Linked DNA regions of Homo sapiens: region 2 is linked to region 1. Evidence: chromatin loops called from intact Hi-C (ENCODE). Cell type or tissue: IMR-90. All regions are shown on one strand. Links, peaks and the distances in the headings refer to the core of each region. The heading gives the core; the rest is flanking DNA.

Evidence for each region. A loop is a pair of places that touch in the nucleus more often than their neighbours do. Peaks named below come from ENCODE experiments on the same cell type or tissue, not always from the same donor. Only the 100,000 strongest peaks of a DNase experiment are listed, where the experiment ranks them.
Region 2: a loop joins it to region 1, with 2.0 times the contacts of the local background. A loop is called at or near these places in 10 of 110 quality-filtered maps.

The regions. Positions count from the first base shown.
Region 1 is chr12:930,336-939,410 of GRCh38, forward strand. RAD52 (RAD52 DNA repair protein) reads right to left here. Exons shown (of 12, transcript NM_134424.4): 2 at 2,640-2,741; 3 at 885-986. The coding sequence starts at 2,723. It overlaps LOC124902855 (a long non-coding RNA gene), which reads left to right and starts at 978. Exons shown (of 2, transcript XR_007063155.1): 1 at 978-2,470; 2 at 2,506-5,533. In IMR-90, for the core only: no CTCF peak of the experiment used is centred there; no DNase peak of the experiment used is centred there.
Region 2 is chr12:875,513-884,587 of GRCh38, forward strand. WNK1 (WNK lysine deficient protein kinase 1) reads left to right here. Exons shown (of 28, transcript NM_018979.4): 10 at 2,700-2,849; 11 at 4,061-4,519; 12 at 5,209-5,487; 13 at 6,180-6,277; 14 at 6,399-6,561; 15 at 7,431-7,547; 16 at 7,883-8,056; 17 at 8,262-8,319; 18 at 8,609-8,731. Among named protein-coding and RNA genes, the nearest start is that of RAD52, 70 kb to the right of the region's middle. In IMR-90, for the core only: no CTCF peak of the experiment used is centred there; a DNase peak (open chromatin) is centred at 4,339.

The DNA of each region.
Region 1 (9,075 bases), core at 251-8,250:
GCCACTGCACTCCAGCCTAAGTGACAGAGTGAGAACCAGTCTGTTAAAAAAAATTTTTTTTTCAAGAAAATTCTCAATGAATTTATTTCAAAAATCTTCTAGATGGAGCCCGCGAGAACGAATGGTCTGTTGGGAGGAGGAACTCACCCAGCAGTTGCTAAAATTCAGTTTGCAAAAAGTACAAATCTGTTTGACATATTTTATGGAAGACCAAAAATATACACAGAAGTTAAAATTAGAAGCAAATGATATGCAATTATTATGTGTCAATCATAAGTTCTTTAAAAAGTGTTTAATTAAAAAAAAAAAGCAAATGGCAAAAGGAACATTTTTTTTTTAATGGTGTAAAGGCTGGGCATGGTGGCCCACACCTGTAATCCCAGCACTTTGGGAGGCCGAGGTGGGAGGATCACTTGAGCCCAGCAGTTCGAGATCAGCCTGGGCAACATGGCGAGATGTCGTCTCTACAGAACATTAAAAAATTAACCAGGTGTGGTGGCGTGTGCCTGTAGTCCCAGCTAGTCAGGAAGCTGAGGCAGGAGGATCGCTTGAGCCTGGGAGGTGGAGGCTGCAGTGAGCTGAGATGACACCACTGGTCGGACTCCAGCCTAGGTGACAGAGCAAGACCCTGTCTTTAAAAATAAAAAAAAAAAAAGATGATGTAAAAATCTTAAGACGGCGGTTATGCGAGTGTCAAGACCATGCCCAGGCCCCTTCGGATGAGAATGAAGTCTGGAACCCATCCCCTCCCAGGGGCACTGGGAGACCTCCAGGAACAGTTAACAGCAGACTTCCGAATCCCTGAGGACCCAGAGAGGGAACTGGCAAGACCATCGGAGTCTGCGGTATGGATGCCTGCTTTCCAGGCACATGAATTCTCCTACCTTCTGGCCTCCGCCAGCCATGCGGCTACTTATGTATTCTGGGCCCAGCCTCTGCCTCAGGGCCTTCTGGATGGCCTGGTACTCTTCTGCTGTGTACTGGCACTGCAACCCCAAAAAAGAAAATTAAATTCACACTTCCACCATTCCTCACATCATTGAGTCTCCATCCTTTATGGAGACTTTATACTCTTAAAAAGACCCCCCAGAACCTTTGTTTATGTGGGTTCTATGTATCCTATTAGGAATCAAAACTGAGAAACTTTTAAGGCATGCATGCCATTAGGCATCATAGCAGTGACATCACCACATATCATGCACTCTCTGAAAACTCTACCATTCACTCATGAGACAATGAGTGTGAAAGAGGCAAATAGTATTATTATGAAGATAATTTTGACCTTCTGGACTCTGAAAGATCTTCAGAAACCCCAGGGTTTTTGAGAACTGCATTTTGAGAACTGCTGCCTTAGCTGCTGCTACCATCCTTATAAATGTTTCTGAAGCTTAGGAAGCTAAAATGTTCTGCCTCCAGATCTGTAAATGACGTCAGCACAGGAAGCAAGTACGGAAAGAGCACGGGGGTAGGAAGCCTTGCTTCCATTTGTCCTTTCCAGAGATTGACGCCTTCTCCAATACAACAATTTCCCATCCTGCACAAACAGAAACACACTACTGCTTGCTGATTTGGGTTTTGTCCCCCTTGCCCTGCTCAGATGAGATGAATACTCACAACTCTCTGCTAAAGACAAAGATGGAGTTTGGGTGGACAAAGCAAGAAACTCTTTTCTGTGCACACAATGTCCCTACAAGGAATAGGACCCCCAGTAACTTTCCATGCCTCCAAGAAAGACAACTGGAGCCAGGCGCGGTGGCTCATGCCTGTAATTCCAGCATTTAGGAGGCCGAGGCAGGCAGATCACGAGGTCAGGAGTTCAAGACTACCCTGGCCAACATGGTGAAACCACATCTCTACTAAAAATACAAAAAAATTAAGCCCGGGCGTGGTGGCTCACGCCTGTAATCCAAACACTTTGGGAGGCCGAGGCAGGCGGATCACCTGAGGTCAGGAGTTCGAGACCAGCCTGGCCAACATGGTTAAACCCCATCTCTACTAAAAATATAAAAATTAGCTGGCCATGGTGGTGCATGCCTGTTATCCCAGCTACTTGGGAGGCTGAGGCAGGAGAATTGCTTGAATCCAGAGGGTGGAAGTTGCAGTGAGCTGAGATCGCACCACTGCACTGCAGCCTGGGTGACAAAGCAAGACTCAGTCTCGAAAAAAAAAAGAAATAGAACTGGGTGGCATGCACACAGGGGCAATAGGAAATAGGGAGATTTTCACAGTTTCATTTTGAATTTGATGTCATACAAATATGTTATCTATCCCCCCCCACAAAAAATTTAAAATCTAAATCTAATCCCCAGTACTATCAGTCTTTTGATAGCTAACATTCCAAAATGCCCTCCAGAGTTCACAAGACTCCCAAAAAATGCATCTAAAGGAAAAACCAATAACAAATAGCTCACACATGTACTATGTAAACGTACTAGGTACTGCCCCCGCACGCACCGCGTCAACGTACTAGGTACTGCTCACACACGTACTAGGTAAACGTACTAGGTACTGCTCACACACGTACTAGGTAAACGTACTAGGTACTGCTCACACATGTACTACGATGCTCTACAAACTGCCTTGCCCTAACTTTACTCACTTCACCTCATTCTTTCCCGGCATGAAGGAACCACAGTTACCTGTCCAAAGCATAACACTGAGCCGCCGCCAGCAGCAGGATGGCTGTCACGTCCTCCAAGAATTGCTTCCTCAGTCCCAGACATCTTGATTCTGGTTGACCTCTATATAAATAAAAAGCGGAAAAAAAAAACAACCCTCAAAGAATGTTTAAAGTAAAAGGCAAGAGCCTCTACTGAAAAATCACATAAAGAATCCTTATGCGGCCAGGCACAGTGGCTCATGCCTGTAATCCCAGCACTTTGGGAGGCCGAGGTGGGTGGATCACAAGGTCAGGAGATGGAGACCATCCTGGCTAACATGGTGAAACCCCCTCTCTACTAAAAATCCAAAAAAATTAGCTGGGCATGGTGGCAGGCGCCTGTAATCCCAGCTACTCGGGAGGCTGAGGCAAAGAATTGCTTGAACCCAGGAGGCGGAGGTTGCAGTGATCTGAGATCACACCCTGCACTCCAGCCTGGGCGACAGAGCGAGACTCCATTTCAGGAAAAAAAAAAAAAAAGAATCCCTATGCAATACCCTAAGAGTTATTTATAAGCTTCTAAGCACTGCTCCAATCCAGAACAGAGTTCCTCAGTGGTTAGCTGTGGTCTCTCAAGCTGCTGAAGATTCTTTAAGGTCTACTTCTACCTTTCTGTTAACATGTTTGCTATTCTGGCGGTGCTATTAAAGGTGATTTTTACAATAAGAATATATTACATTTAGAACTATAAAATCAAAATTACAAAAAATTCTTTATGGGAAAGCAAACAAAAAATGTACTATAGGTGGAACATTGCTAATCCAAAAATCCAAAATTCAAAATGCTCCAAAATCCAAAACGTTTTGAGTGCCAACATGATGTGTTATAGTCAAAACACAGGTAATGGCCAGGCATGGTGGCTCAAACCTATAATCCTACCACCTTGGGAGGCCAAGGCAGAAGGACTGCTTGAGCCCAGGAGTTTGAGACTAGCCTAGACAACAAAACCCCATCACTACAAAAAATTTAAAAATTAGCCAGGCGTGGTGCTATGCTACTTAGGAGGCTGATGTGGGAGGATCGCTTGAGCTCAGGAGTTTGAGGCTGCAGTGAGCTATGACCACCCCATCGCACTCCAGCCTGGGTGACAGAGTGTCTGACTCTGTCTCAAAAAAAAAAAAAAACAAAAAAAAAGGCAGGCACACAACACACAGTTTATTCAGCTTCTCCAAGAGAAAAATTCAATTATCAGCCAGACGCAGTCACTGACACCTATAATCCCAGCACTTTGGGAGGCTGAGGCGGGCGGATCACCTGAGGTCAGGAGTTTGAGACCAGCCTGGCCAACATGGTGAAATGTCTTTATAAAAATACAAAAATTAGCCGGGTGTGGTAGTGCGAGCCTGTAATTCCAGCTACTTGGGAGGCTGAGGTAGGAGAATCGCTTGAACCTGGGAGGCAGAGGTTGCAGTGAGCTGAGATTGTGCCACGGCACTCCAGCCTGGGCGAGAGTGAGACTCCATCTCAAAAAAAAAAAAAAAAAAAAATCATCTTTAGGCTCTGAAAACAAATGAATTTCATGTTTAGACTTGGGTCCCCTTCCCAAGATATCTGATTATATATATTCAAATATTCCAAAATCTGAAGTCCAAAACACTTCTGGTCCCAAAGCATTTCAGAGAAGCAATACCCAACCTGTACTAGCTAAGAGGGTAACTGGGAGGTGGTGGATATGTGAATTACCTTGACTGTGGTAATCATTTCACAGTGCATTCACATATCAAATCATCACATTGTACACCCTAAATATATACAATTTTTGTCAGTCATACCTCAAAAAAGCTGGGGGGTAGGGAAGAAAAATCAAGTGAATCTGTTTTAAAGTTTAAAAAAACCGGCCAGGTGTGGTGGCTCACACCTGTAACCCTAACACTTTGGGAGGCCAAAGCAGGCGGATCACCTGAGGTCAGGAGTTCGAGATCAGCCTGACCAACATAGTGAAACCCCATCTGTACTAAAAATACAAAAAAATTAGCCGGATGTGGTGGCAGGCGCCTGTAGTCCCAGCTACTCGGGAGGCTGAGGCAGGAGAATCACTTGAACTTGGGAGGCAGAGGTTGCAGTGAACTGAGATTGTGCCACTGCACTCCAGCCTGGGTGACAGAACAAGACTCCATCTCAAAAATAATAATAATAAAGTTTTTAAAAACCTCAACTTACTGCTCACTACTATATAGGCAGCATGACCCTGGACACTGTGGGGTCAAAAAGAAATAGAAGCCACAATCACTGAAATGCTTTCCAGGAGCTAACAAGATAGCTGGAGGGAGGAGACTTAATAGAAATGAAACAAATGAAGAGCAGGAGGCCCCAACATTCAGGAAGGCTACAGAGCAAAAAGCCACTTCACTTCCTTAACCAGCAGCATCACCATCACCTGTGAATCTTTTTTTTTTTTTTTTTTTGTAAGCGTTTCGCTCTTGTCGCCTAGGCTGCCCTGCAGTGGTGTGGTCTCAGCTCACTGCAACCTTCACCTCCTGGGTTCAAGCGAATCTGCTGCTTCAGTCTCCTGAGTAGCTGAGATTACAGGTGTGCGCCACCATGCCCGGCTAAATTTTGCATTTTTAGTAGAGACAGGGCCGGGCGTGGTGGCTCACGCCTGTAATCCCAACACTTCGGGAGGCTGAGGAGGGCAGATCACCTGAGGTCAGGAATTCGAGACCAGCCTGACCAACATGGAAAAACCCCGTCTCTACTAAAAATACAAAATTAGCCGGGTGTGGTGGTGCATGCCTGTAATCCCAGCTACTCAGGAGGCTGAGGCAAGAGAATCGCTTGAACCCGGAAGGCGGAGGTTGCAGTGAGCCGAGATTGCGCCATTGCACTCCCGCCTGGGAAACAAGAGTGAAACTCCGTCTCAAAAAAATAAATAAATAAATAAATAAATAAATAAATAAATAAATAACTAGAGACGGGGTTTCACCATGTTGGCCAGCCTGATCTCGAACTCCTGACCTCAAGTGATCCACCCGCCTCAGGTGTGAGCCACCATGCCAGAACACTTCTCACATTTAAAGAGCAACTTGTGGCCGGGCACGGTGGCTCACACTTGTAATCCCAGCACTTTGGGAGGCCCAGGCAGGTGGATAACCTGAGGTCAGGAGTTCAAGACGAGCCTGGTCAACATGGTGAAACCCCATCTCTACTAAAAATACAAAACTTAGCCAGATGCAGTGGCGCGTGCCTGTAGTCCCAGCTACTCGGGGGGCTGAGGCTGGAGAATTGCTTGTACCCGGGAGGCGGAGGTTGCAGTGAGCCGAGACCACACCACTGCATTCCAGCCTGGGCAATGGAGCAAGACTCTTTCTCAAAAAACAAAACAAAACAAACAAAAAAAATTCAGTCTTTTATTGAAGGACAATCTTATCTTTGTCCATAAAGTAAATGTGAAATATTTTTTGCCTTTTTTGCTCTTTTACTTTGAAAAAGATGTCTTACTATTCTGCTTTCCTTCCTAAAACTGTCTACAATGGTTTTTCCATTATAAAAGTAAAAAAAAAAAAAAAAAAAATTTAAGAGACAGCGTCTTGCTCTGTTACCCAGGCTGGAATGCAGTGGTGCAATCATAGCATACTGTAACCTTGACCTCCAGGGCTCAGGTGATCCTCCCACTGCGGCCTCCAGAGTAGACAGGACTACAGGTGAGTGCTATCATGCCAGGTTAATTTTTTTTAAAATTTTTTTAGAGATGAGTGTCTCACTATGTTGCCCAGGTTGGTCTTGAACTCCTGGGCTCAAGGAGTTCAAGTGTTTTTTATGTGTGCATATTCGTTAAACAAAGGTAGAATCCAAATGCATTAGGCATATCTTACACAGCACTTCAAATCTTCTTGGCCTTGTGTGTCCTTGAGGCCCTTGGTCACTTTGTCCACTCCAGCTGTCACTGGGCTGATCAAACACGTCTGGGTTATAACCAACTGCCCACAGGCACAACCCCACGGTCCCTTACCTCCTGCTCATACTGGGTACCTATCACTTCCCACCCGTGGCTTGCTGCTTGCCTTGGAGGTGTAAGGGTCTGTGGGACCCACCTGGTACCCACACATGCACAACCTAGAAGTCTATGGGAATTAATGTGCCATGAAGCAAACCTTTTTCCAGTGAGATACAGAAGCTGAGGGGTCCGTCCACCCTTCCTTTAGATGGATTGCCCTGGAATGCAGTTATGTATACATCCTCCTGGGAGACAGCTTTAGGAGAACAAGCAACCAACTGTACTTGCACCAAGGGCAACCAACTTCAAAATGCACCCTTGAACTGACTTAATCTTCCTTCTCCCTTCACTCACCTTTCCCCTACCTCTGCTTCCTGAGAGCACACTTCTTGAAAAAATAATAGCACATACGCTCTTGCCTCAAGCTGTAGGTTCTCCAGGTTCTAGGGTACCCAGGTATAGCAGACACTACGGATGCTCTACTCAGCATCCCTTCAGCTTTTTTTTTTTTCTGAGACAGAGTCTCGCTCTGTCACCCAGGCTGGAGTGCAGAGTGGTGTGATCTCAGCTCACTGCAACCTACACCTCCCAGATTCAAGCAATTCTCCTGCCTCAGCCTACTGAATAGCTGGGATTACAGGCATCCACCACCACGCCTGGCTAATTTTTGTATTTTTAGTAGAGACGGGGTTTCGTCATGTTGGCCAGGCTGCTCTCGAACTTCTGACCTCAGGTGATCCGCCTGCCTCATCCTCCCAAAGTGCTGGGACTACAGGTGTGAGCCACCGCGCCCAGCCATCCCTTCAGCTCTTACCACAATAGTGCACCCTATTCTGACTTCCAAATGCCAACATCTGCATCTTGTTACCTGAGAGCTTTCTTTGGTATCCAGACTACTTTGCACCTGTTTATGGCAAGCTGTAAGCACCAGAAAATTGAACCACCCTGGCAGCAGCCCTCAAATGGTGCCTGACAGGAGCTGGTGTTGAAATACGCTAAATTTCTGACCCCTCTGTGGAACATCACCAAGCCATGAGCTTCTCCAGTGGAATTAGGTTCCCCCGTGGCAACAGGCTTGAAAACTCACCCTTTGTTGTCAAACTTTCCTTTCCTGTCTCCCTTCCCCGCTCCTCTACTGTGTAAAGGACTAATCTCCAAATAAACTACTTGGGAATAAAAAGGAGGGCGGCAAAAGATGCCTTTACAATGTAGAAACCTGGGAGTTACCACCTTAATTATTAAGGAATCAAACTTAATGTCACCAATTACAGTCACATCATGTGCTTCCTGATGGACGCACTAAGAAGGTCCCATCATTGAGGTAGTATTTCTACCAACCTAATCATCAGGAAACAATCAAACAAGTTGAAATCTACAAAGCAACTGGCCTGGACTCTCCAAAGCATCAGTGTCTCAAAAAGCAAAACAAAATAGAATGGCTGGTGAACTCTTTTATGTTAAAAGAGGCTTAAGGCTGGGTGTGGTGGCCCACGCCTGTAATCCCAGCACTTTGGGAGGCCAAGGCGGGTGGATCATCTGAGCTCAGGAGTTCAAGACCAGCCTGGCCAACATGGTACAATTCCCGTCTCTACTAAAAATATAAAAAGTAGCTGGGCATGGTGGCACACACCTGTAGTCCCAGCAACACGGGAGGCTGAAGCAGGATAATCACTTGAACCCAGCGGGTGGAGGTTGCATGAGCCAAGATCATGCCACTGCACTCCAGTTTGGGTAACAGAGCAAGACTCCATCTCAAAAAATAAATAATAAATAAATAAAGACTTAAGAGGCATGACAACTAAATGCACTGTGTGATCTTCAATGAAATTTCGGATCAGGGATAAAGAAAAGCTATAAAGAATATTATTAGGACAATGGGAGAAATCTGATGATGGGATGAATATGAGACTGCAGCCACAACCTCCTGGGCTCAGGTGATCCTTCTGCCTCAGCCTCCCGAGTAGCTTAGACTACAGGTGTGCACCACCACAGCTGGTTAGTGTGATAATTATATCGTGATTCTGTAGGACAATGGCCTATCACTAGATGTATGATTTTGTATGATGCAATATTGGAGTAAAGTGTCATGTTTTCTGCAACTTACTCTCAATTCATTCAACTAATTGTGTGTGTGTGTGTGTGTGTGTGTGTGTGTGTAGAGAGAGAGAAAAAGGCAAGTAGATAAAGCAAAAGTACAAATTTATGAACCTAGGTGAAGGATATGCAGACATTAATTGTAAATTTTTTTTTTGAGACAGTCTCGCTGTGCCACCCAGTGCAGTGAGGCGATCATGGCTCACCGTACCCTCAAACTCCTTGGCTCGTGATCTTCCCACCTCAGCCTCCTAAGTAGCTGGGACTACAGTTGTATAACGCCACACACGGCATATTTTTTATTTTTTGTAGAGACACGGGTCTCACTATGTTGTCCAGGCTGGTCTCAAACTCCTGGGCTCAAGCAATCTTCCTGCCCAGCCTCCCA
Region 2 (9,075 bases), core at 1,007-9,006, 54 kb before region 1:
CTCAGCAATATGACTTCACTATTCTGAGGACTGTATGTGATTTTAAACAACTGGCTTAAAGATCTCTTTAAGATGTCAATATAAGGGTTACATGAATAAAAACCTATAAGAGAAAGGAAAAAAAAATCTAGTTTTATTTTAATGTTATGTAAATAGGTGCTTTTCACTGCACATTTTACCTGAAGATACAACTTAGATGGAATGTGTTATGTTATGCCAGAAAACTGCAGGAGCGTTCATAATTTAGCTTCAGTGAAGGTAAAGATGCTGGTGTCTTTACCTATGTAGAGTTTGGGGGAGAGGGAGCAGTATTTCTGAATTAATATATTTAATATGCAATCTTATTTACGTGTGTAAATTAATGAGTTAGATAATTATAGATATCTCATTCACATTCCTTAAAGTTTAAATTTGTTCAAGTTGGCAAATAAAAAAGGTTTTCTGGTTTTTTAGTTCCTTTTTCTCAGGTGGGAAATTAACAAATTTGTCTTATATTCAGAGCACCTTTAGAATTGGCTACATGTGGTTTATCTTAGTTTGCAGAAAATAAATTTCATGTAATTCAGCAGCCATTTCTGCTTCTTTAAAAGTTAAAATAAGAATACATTATCAGAGGCCGGGGCGCGGTGGCTCACGCCTGTAATCCTAGCACTTTGGGAGGCCGAGGTGCACGGATCACAAGGTCAGGAGATCAAGACCATCCTGGCTAACATGGTGAAAACCCGTCTCTACTAAAAACACAAAAAATTAGCCGGGCGTGGTGGCAGGCGCCTGTAGTCCCAGCTGCTCAGGAGGCTGAGGCAGGAGAATGGCATGAACCTGGGAGGCGGAACTTGCAGTGAGCCAAGATCGCGCCACTGCACTCCAGCCTGGGCAACGGAGCGAGACTCCGTGTCAAAAAAAAAGAATACATTATCAGAAATAATTAAATAGGAATAAACCAAACATGACTGCTGTTGCCATTATATTTTAGCATTCTTTTGGTGATTTTAATTGACATAAATATAAGAAGAGCAAAAATATTATTTGTAGATTATCACCTAACAAAATCTAAGACACTTATCAAGGTGGCAAGATACATAATAAATGTACAAATAAATAGCTTATCTTTATACCAGCAGTAACCAATTAGTCGTATGGGTATACCAGCACATACGTAAAAGGCTGTTGGTTGCAGCATTATTTTAAGTAGCAAAAATGAAACAACCAAAGTGTTTATCATTAGGAGACTGATGCCATTTAGAAATTAAAGTAGTATGCTATAGAACACTATGTATAGGAAAGGCATGTTTTTGTTTTGTTTATTTTAACAAAAAAAGAAAACTATGTGAAAATGGCCACTTACGCATAGAAAAAAATCCATGAAGGTTATGCACCAAACGACTAATAGTGGTTACCTCTGGAGAATAGGATTAGGGGTATTTTCATTAACTTTATAATATGATGTACTAGTTAAAATTTTTATTACAAGCAGATGTTGTATTAAAGAAAAAATATAAATTAGGTATTAGAAGATCTTGAAAGTCAGCCCTAAACTTCATTTTTTTTTTTTTTTTTTTTTTTTTTTGGAGACAGAGTTTCGATCTTGTTGCCCATGCTGGAGTGCAATGGTGCAATCTCGGCTCACTGCAACCTCCGCCTCCCAGGTTCAAGCAATTTTCCTGCCTCAGCCTCCTGAGTAGCTGGGATTATAGATATGTGCCACCACGCCCGGCTAATTTTTTGCAATTTTAGTAGCGATGGGGTTTCTCCATGTTGGTCAGGCTGGTCTTGAACTCTGGACCGCAGGTGATCTGCCCACCTCAGCCTCCCAAAGTGCTGGGATTACAGGCGTGAGCCACCGCGCCCAGCCTCAAGTTTTTATTTGTTAGACAGAAGGGGCAGTACTCTAGGGGTCATAGTCCTGTTTTGTTTGGTTTTGTTTGCTTGATTTATTACAGAATTTAGTATTCGAGTACAGTTATGTTCCATGCATTAAATTAGGTGTATAATTACGCACCATGCATTAAATTATACTTGAGTCCCTAGTACATAGTAGATTCCCAGGTGTCATTCCCTTTGCCCCACTTTGAGTTAAAAAATAATGTCCTTGTTTCAAAAAGAGAAACTTCATTTTTTTAATAAAATAAGCAATCTAAGGCATTAACAGCTAGTAAATATTAAAGCTAAAATTTGAAAATGTCTGTTATTCCAAATCCAGTGCTTTCCTCCCTATTTTGTAGCTATAATCAAAGCTATTCTTCAAGCATATTAATTATACAGTTGATAAAATAGGGTAAGGAAAAAAGATTAAAGGAAGCTATTGGATCTATCTGATATAGGTGCCAAAGAGAGAGCTGATGCCAAGAGATAGGGAAAAGGGAATGGCAGGGATGGGATGGGGAAAGGAACTGTCTGGATATGTTATGTAAATGTCTTTGTAAAGACCTATTGTTGGGGTGAGGGAGATAATTGGGTGAAGAGCCAATGGTAACTTGAGTATTAAAAGATTGGTTAATTTTTCCTGGTGGCACCATCACAAAGAACATCAGAGGGAAAACAAATATATAATGGAAATTGATGAATTTGGGTTTGTGCATGTCTTGATTACTAAAATCATCATTATTTACAGACACTGAAGGCTTTAGGTAAACATGCTTCCTTAGAAACATGCTGTTATTGATTTGAAATAAAACTGAATCATTGTATTTTATTCTTAGCAGCAGGGAATACAGCAGACAGCCCCTCCTCAACAGACAGTGCAGTATTCACTTTCACAGACATCAACCTCCAGTGAGGCCACTACTGCACAGCCAGTGAGTCAGCCTCAAGCTCCACAAGTCTTGCCTCAAGTATCAGCTGGAAAACAGGTAAACTTTTTTTTTTTTTTTAAACAGGTAAACTCTTAATTTCTGAAAGGGTGCTAAAAGGGATTTCCATGTAACTTGTCCTTTCATGTGGATAGACTTCTACCTTTTCTTCTAAGGGTAACCAACCCTTGAAGTAGGTTAATCTCATTGCAGAAATGAAGTGAAGATCACCTCATTGGTGCATATGCATTATTTAATGTAAATGGGTACGTTACTGACAGCAGTGACAATCCAAAGTTTCACTTCTAGTCTTACCAGTCCAAAATTGATGTAACAGGTATTAGAAATAACAGGTTAAATAAAGGTGCTCTGGTAACTGAACCTATGACATTCCCTAGAATTGTGTCAGCTATGTCTGATATTCTAGGTTTGAAACTATGCTTTATTTTCATGTAGATTTCTGCACTGTTTACTGTGTGGAATGTTTTTTTTTCTTAAGTAGTCCTCCTAATCACTTGAGAAGTACCCTGTAGAAGGTATGCTTTTCTGAATGACCTTTTTTCAACTTTATTTTTGAGTACTGTTGTGCATGTATGTGCACAGTGTATTGTTACCCTAATATTTCATCACATCTGAGATGCTATCAACTTTAAAATGTACCATATTTTATGTACCACATTATCAGTTATAAAGTAGATCCCAATTTCTCACATGTTAAAATGATCAGGTAGTGGAGAGGGATGATTGCATCCTAGAATGAGTGAAATATGTGAATTATACCAATTTTTATTGAGCCATGTTGGACTTAAGAATTTTAGAAATAATACGAATGAAATCTTAATTCCACTGGGAAGGAATTCATTTGAATTTCAGTAACTACTGTAACAGCAGTCGTAACTTTAGTGATAGCATTATGGTATATAAAATATATTCCAATAAAGCTGTTAAAAAAAAAAGCCAACCCCTTGTCTATGGAAGGGTCCTCTTCTATTGCCAAATGCTGAAGCATTAGCAAATATTTCTATGACAAAAGGTGTAGAACAGTAATAGTCTATTTAGCCTCTTTCTCTCCTGCTCTCCTTTCCATATTCTTATGTGGCATATTAACTTAACACTAATGTATGCAGGGTTTTGTTGGTTTGGTGTTTTTTTTTTTGTTTGTTTTTTCCTTCTTTTTGGCTAATACATAAATCTTGCTTTTGGCAGCCTTGCTTTTTTTTTTTTTTTTTTTTTTTTAAGCCTGTCTGTTTTGTTTTTCTTTACCTTCCCAGCTTCCAGTTTCCCAGCCAGTACCAACTATCCAAGGCGAACCTCAGATCCCAGTTGCGACACAACCCTCGGTTGTTCCAGTCCACTCTGGTGCTCATTTCCTTCCAGTGGGACAGCCGCTCCCTACTCCCTTGCTCCCTCAGTACCCTGTCTCTCAGATTCCCATATCAACTCCTCATGTGTCTACGGCTCAGACAGGTTTCTCATCCCTTCCCATCACAATGGCAGCTGGCATTACTCAGCCTCTGCTCACGTTGGCTTCATCTGCTACAACAGCTGCGATCCCGGGGGTATCAACTGTGGTTCCTAGTCAGCTTCCAACCCTTCTGCAGCCTGTGACTCAGCTGCCAAGTCAGGTTCACCCACAGCTCCTACAACCAGCAGTTCAGTCCATGGGAATACCAGCTAACCTTGGACAAGCTGCTGAGGTTCCACTTTCCTCTGGAGATGTTCTGTACCAGGTATTGTGTTAGTTAGCAAAAGAGGGCACCACAGAGTTTGATCCTAGTAGATCATCAGGAACATGGAAATCTAATAGTTGAGTGTCAGAATAACTAGCAATAACATGTCAACTAGAGAAGCAAAATAGTAAAATTCTGAGAAAGGATTGGATAATGATGTTCAGTGATTCCTGATCCATTTTTCTCAAGACACTTCTTCAGAGAAAAATGGTTCTCTCAGTATTCACTGTAAGCTGATTGAATGCTAGATGTGGTTAATAGTACACCTGGCAACTTTTACATATATGGGTAGAATAAATAGAATAGCCAACATGGTATCAACAAAAAGCTTCGGGGTTTAGACTGGGAAAATTAGCATTTCATGATATGACTGTTATGTGGAAGAATTTTTGCATTTTTCCATTTAAGATTGGCTAGGAAGAAATTGTGTTCCTCCTATTTAAATCATCTCTAGGTGAAGATAACCGACAATAAAGTAGTATTGTAGAGTCCTGTCTCTTCTGTTGGAACCAGTCTACTACTTCATTTCAAGAATGTGGTCTTTATATGCCCTTTAGATTATTAGAAAGAGATTGGCTACTATTCTTCTTTGCTGTGTGCTTCTTTTTTTTTTTTTTGCATGTCTTGCTGTTTTGCTAATTTATTGACCCCCAACCTGCTCTAACTCACCTTCCTCATTTCTGTCACAGGGCTTCCCACCTCGACTGCCACCACAGTACCCAGGAGATTCAAATATTGCTCCCTCTTCCAACGTGGCTTCTGTTTGCATCCATTCTACAGTCCTATCCCCTCCCATGCCGACAGAAGTACTGGCTACACCTGGGTACTTTCCCACAGTGGTGCAGCCTTATGTGGAATCAAATCTTTTAGTTCCTATGGGTGGTGTAGGAGGACAGGTTCAAGTGTCCCAGCCAGGAGGGAGTTTAGCACAAGCCCCCACTACATCCTCCCAGCAAGCAGTTTTGGAGGTAAATAGAATTACTGCATGTTTATATGTAAAACGTATATATGTAATTGGACAACAATGATAAAGGAGAAAGAAACAGGCTCCCCTGGTTTAGAACTTATTTGGAGACCATGTCAAACTAACTTCTGCATGACTTTTTCTTACAGCAGAATGAAATGCCAATGTGGGGTCCTTGTTTCCACTGGCTGTTCTGTTGGGAAGTGAGTGTGCCTTGGAGAAGATGAACCCTATTAGCACTTCACTTCTCTAGCTAGTACTTTAGCCATTATTCTTGTCCTTTCACAAACTTTTTCCATTGGCAGTCATAAGAGTATCTTACCCTCCTGTGCTCTCAGCAATCATTTTTGCCCTGCTAGGAGAAGATCTGAATTCATCTTTGTACTATGCTCTGTCTGCGCTATTGCACACTCTTGGTAAGATGCTGGCTGCATGGCAAGTTGTAGGTTCACACTGCCTAGCAGATATGTTGGCTGACCTCATACCATGCAGTCTATACCAGAGACTAGCTTTAGCAACTTCCTTTGGAATTTTAAGACCATTATCTCTAGATGCTGAATATTGAGAATTTACTAGTAAATTTAGTGCTTCTAGGACGTAGTGGGGAGGGATAAGGAAAAAAATAAGTAGATTATTGGGGATAGTGAATGATAAATCTATTACTACCGAGATTTGAGTTATCTTTTCGATTCACAGAGTACTCAGGGAGTCTCTCAGGTTGCTCCTGCAGAGCCAGTTGCAGTAGCACAGACCCAAGCTACCCAGCCGACCACTTTGGCTTCCTCTGTAGACAGGTACGTAAAACTAGAATTCTCCTTCCTTGACTGGTAAATAAGACGGTATGAAACGCCAAACTGTCAGACCTTTAAATCTCATATTATAAACTGCACTTTTTTTTCTTTTTAAATTTCAAAGTGCACATTCAGATGTTGCTTCAGGTATGAGTGATGGCAATGAGAACGTCCCATCTTCCAGTGGAAGGCATGAAGGAAGAACTACAAAACGGCATTACCGAAAATCTGTAAGGAGTCGCTCTCGACATGAAAAAACTTCACGCCCAAAATTAAGAATTTTGAATGTAAGTATTCCTAATTTGTGAGTTTCATGTTGTTAAAGGAATTTGACACTGAAAAAGATTTTAGAGGTCATCAAATCCAAACCACTCACTTCATAAAATAAAGATAACTATCTGTGTGTGACAGATAATTTTTTTTTTTTTTAGACGGAGTCTCGCTCTGTCGCCCAGGCTGGAGTGCAGTGGCATGATCTCTTCTCACTGTGATTGCAGTGCCTCCTGGGTTCAAGCGATTCTCCTGCCTCAGCCTCCCAAGTAGCTGGGACTACAGACACGTGCCACCACGCACGGCTAGTTTTTGTATTTTTAGTAGAGACAGGGTTTCACCATATTGGTCAGGCTGGTTTCAAACTCCTGACCTCAGGTGACTCACCTGCCTCAGCCTCCCAAACCACTGGGATTACAGGCACCCAGCCAGATAATTTATATAGTACTCTTCTCATTTCATGCCCACAGTCTCTTTGACTTAAATATCACATTTTTAGAAAAATGAAAAGGTAGTTCATAAAGCTATGATAGGGCCAGCAGTTAATATCATTTAAATATTTCTTAAGGCTTAGATGAATTGATGAATGTATAGGATCTTATAATTAGCCAAATGATATTCTTACATTCCATATTTCTATGATAAAGCACTACTTATCTTTTAGAAAAAGAATAGAGAGTTTTAGTAAGTAGCTCAAAGGCTAACGTCTTCTCAAAGATTTTTCTTGCTACCAGTTTAAGAGACAAAGTACTAGTGCTCCAAGGAACAGCGATAACACTATGCTTCCTTAGACATAAAGTCAAGTGCTAATCTGCATTGCTTTTCTGAAATTCAGTAATAAAGCTGAATATGGTCTTTGGAGATGATGTACCTTTTTTCTTTTTAGGTTTCAAATAAAGGAGACCGAGTAGTAGAATGTCAATTAGAGACTCATAATAGGAAAATGGTTACATTCAAATTTGACCTAGATGGTGACAACCCCGAGGAGATAGCAACAATTATGGTACGTCTGCATTTGGAGTTCTAGGTTTTTCCTTAGTACTTGATCTTAATAGCCATTGCTCTAGGCAAATATGCCATATTTTATAATCCATGTTTTTTTAAAGTTATGCATTTACTTCAATGTGAATAAAACTATCACACCCAACCTGTGATTTAGTGATGTTTTTGTCTAGGCTATGTCTAACTAGATATTGAAGTTCTTAAAAAGAGAAGAGCTAACTTGAGTACAAAATAAATAAAAATATAGGTAAGTATGCAGATAGGACAGAAGTCATAAAAGTGACATAAAGTTTGAGAAATGACACTAATTAGACTGACATCACATTTCTTTTACAGGTGAACAATGACTTTATTCTAGCAATAGAGAGAGAGTCGTTTGTGGATCAAGTGCGAGAAATTATTGAAAAAGCTGATGAAATGCTCAGTGAGGATGTCAGTGTGGAACCAGAGGGTGATCAGGGATTGGAGAGTCTACAAGGAAAGGATGACTATGGCTTTTCAGGTTCTCAGGTAGGTTCACCACTCCCATAGTGAAACTTTGTTGATTTAAAATATTTTCATAGTTCTAAATTTGCTATGCAAAATGTCCAGTGATATCACCTGACACCCATGACCGACAACAAACTTTTATGTTCTCTTCACATGTGGCAGTTTGCTTTGCCTAGTCATTGAGATTGCATTTGAGAATGTATTTAATCACTTTTGTTTGTTGTAGAAATTGGAAGGAGAGTTCAAACAACCAATTCCTGCGTCTTCCATGCCACAGCAAATAGGTGAATTTATTTTCTTTCCTTGTTTTTACCTTTGACTTAAGAAGCCATTAGCCGAGGGTGGTGGCAGGCTTCTGTAGTCCCAGCTACTCAGGAGGCCGAGGCACGAGAATCGCTTGAACCCAGGAGGCGGAGGTTGCAGTGAGCTGAGATCGCGCCACTGCACTCCAGCCTGGGTGAGAGAATGAGACCGTGCCTCAAAAAAAGCAGTTGTATGTGCCAATAATGAAGTCTAACAATATTTATAATAATAATGCTATTAAGTTACGTTTGTTTGTTTGTTTTTGACCAGGCATTCCTACCAGTTCTTTAACTCAAGTTGTTCATTCTGCGGGAAGGCGGTTTATAGTGAGTCCTGTGCCAGAAAGCCGATTACGAGAATCAAAAGTTTTCCCCAGTGAAATAACAGATACAGGTAAGGGATTGATTCTGCCACATTGTTATGTAAATTCTACAGTGCCTCTGCTATGTTGAAAGCTTAATCATAAAGCAGTAATTTATGATGACACAGATAATAAAAAAGAATAGAAAACTGAAGTTATAACCAACAGATAAACATATGGGAGAGGGAAATAGATGAAGAATACAGAGAATTACAGAAAAAGCCAAGAAGCACGGCCATACCAAGATATAGTCTGTATAATAGATATTGTAGTATGTGTTTATTTCTGCACTTAGTACTGTTGTCTATGTTTTAAGATTACTCCATATTTTTTATCAAAAACAGATATTTATAGGAGCTGACTTAGGCTAGCAGAC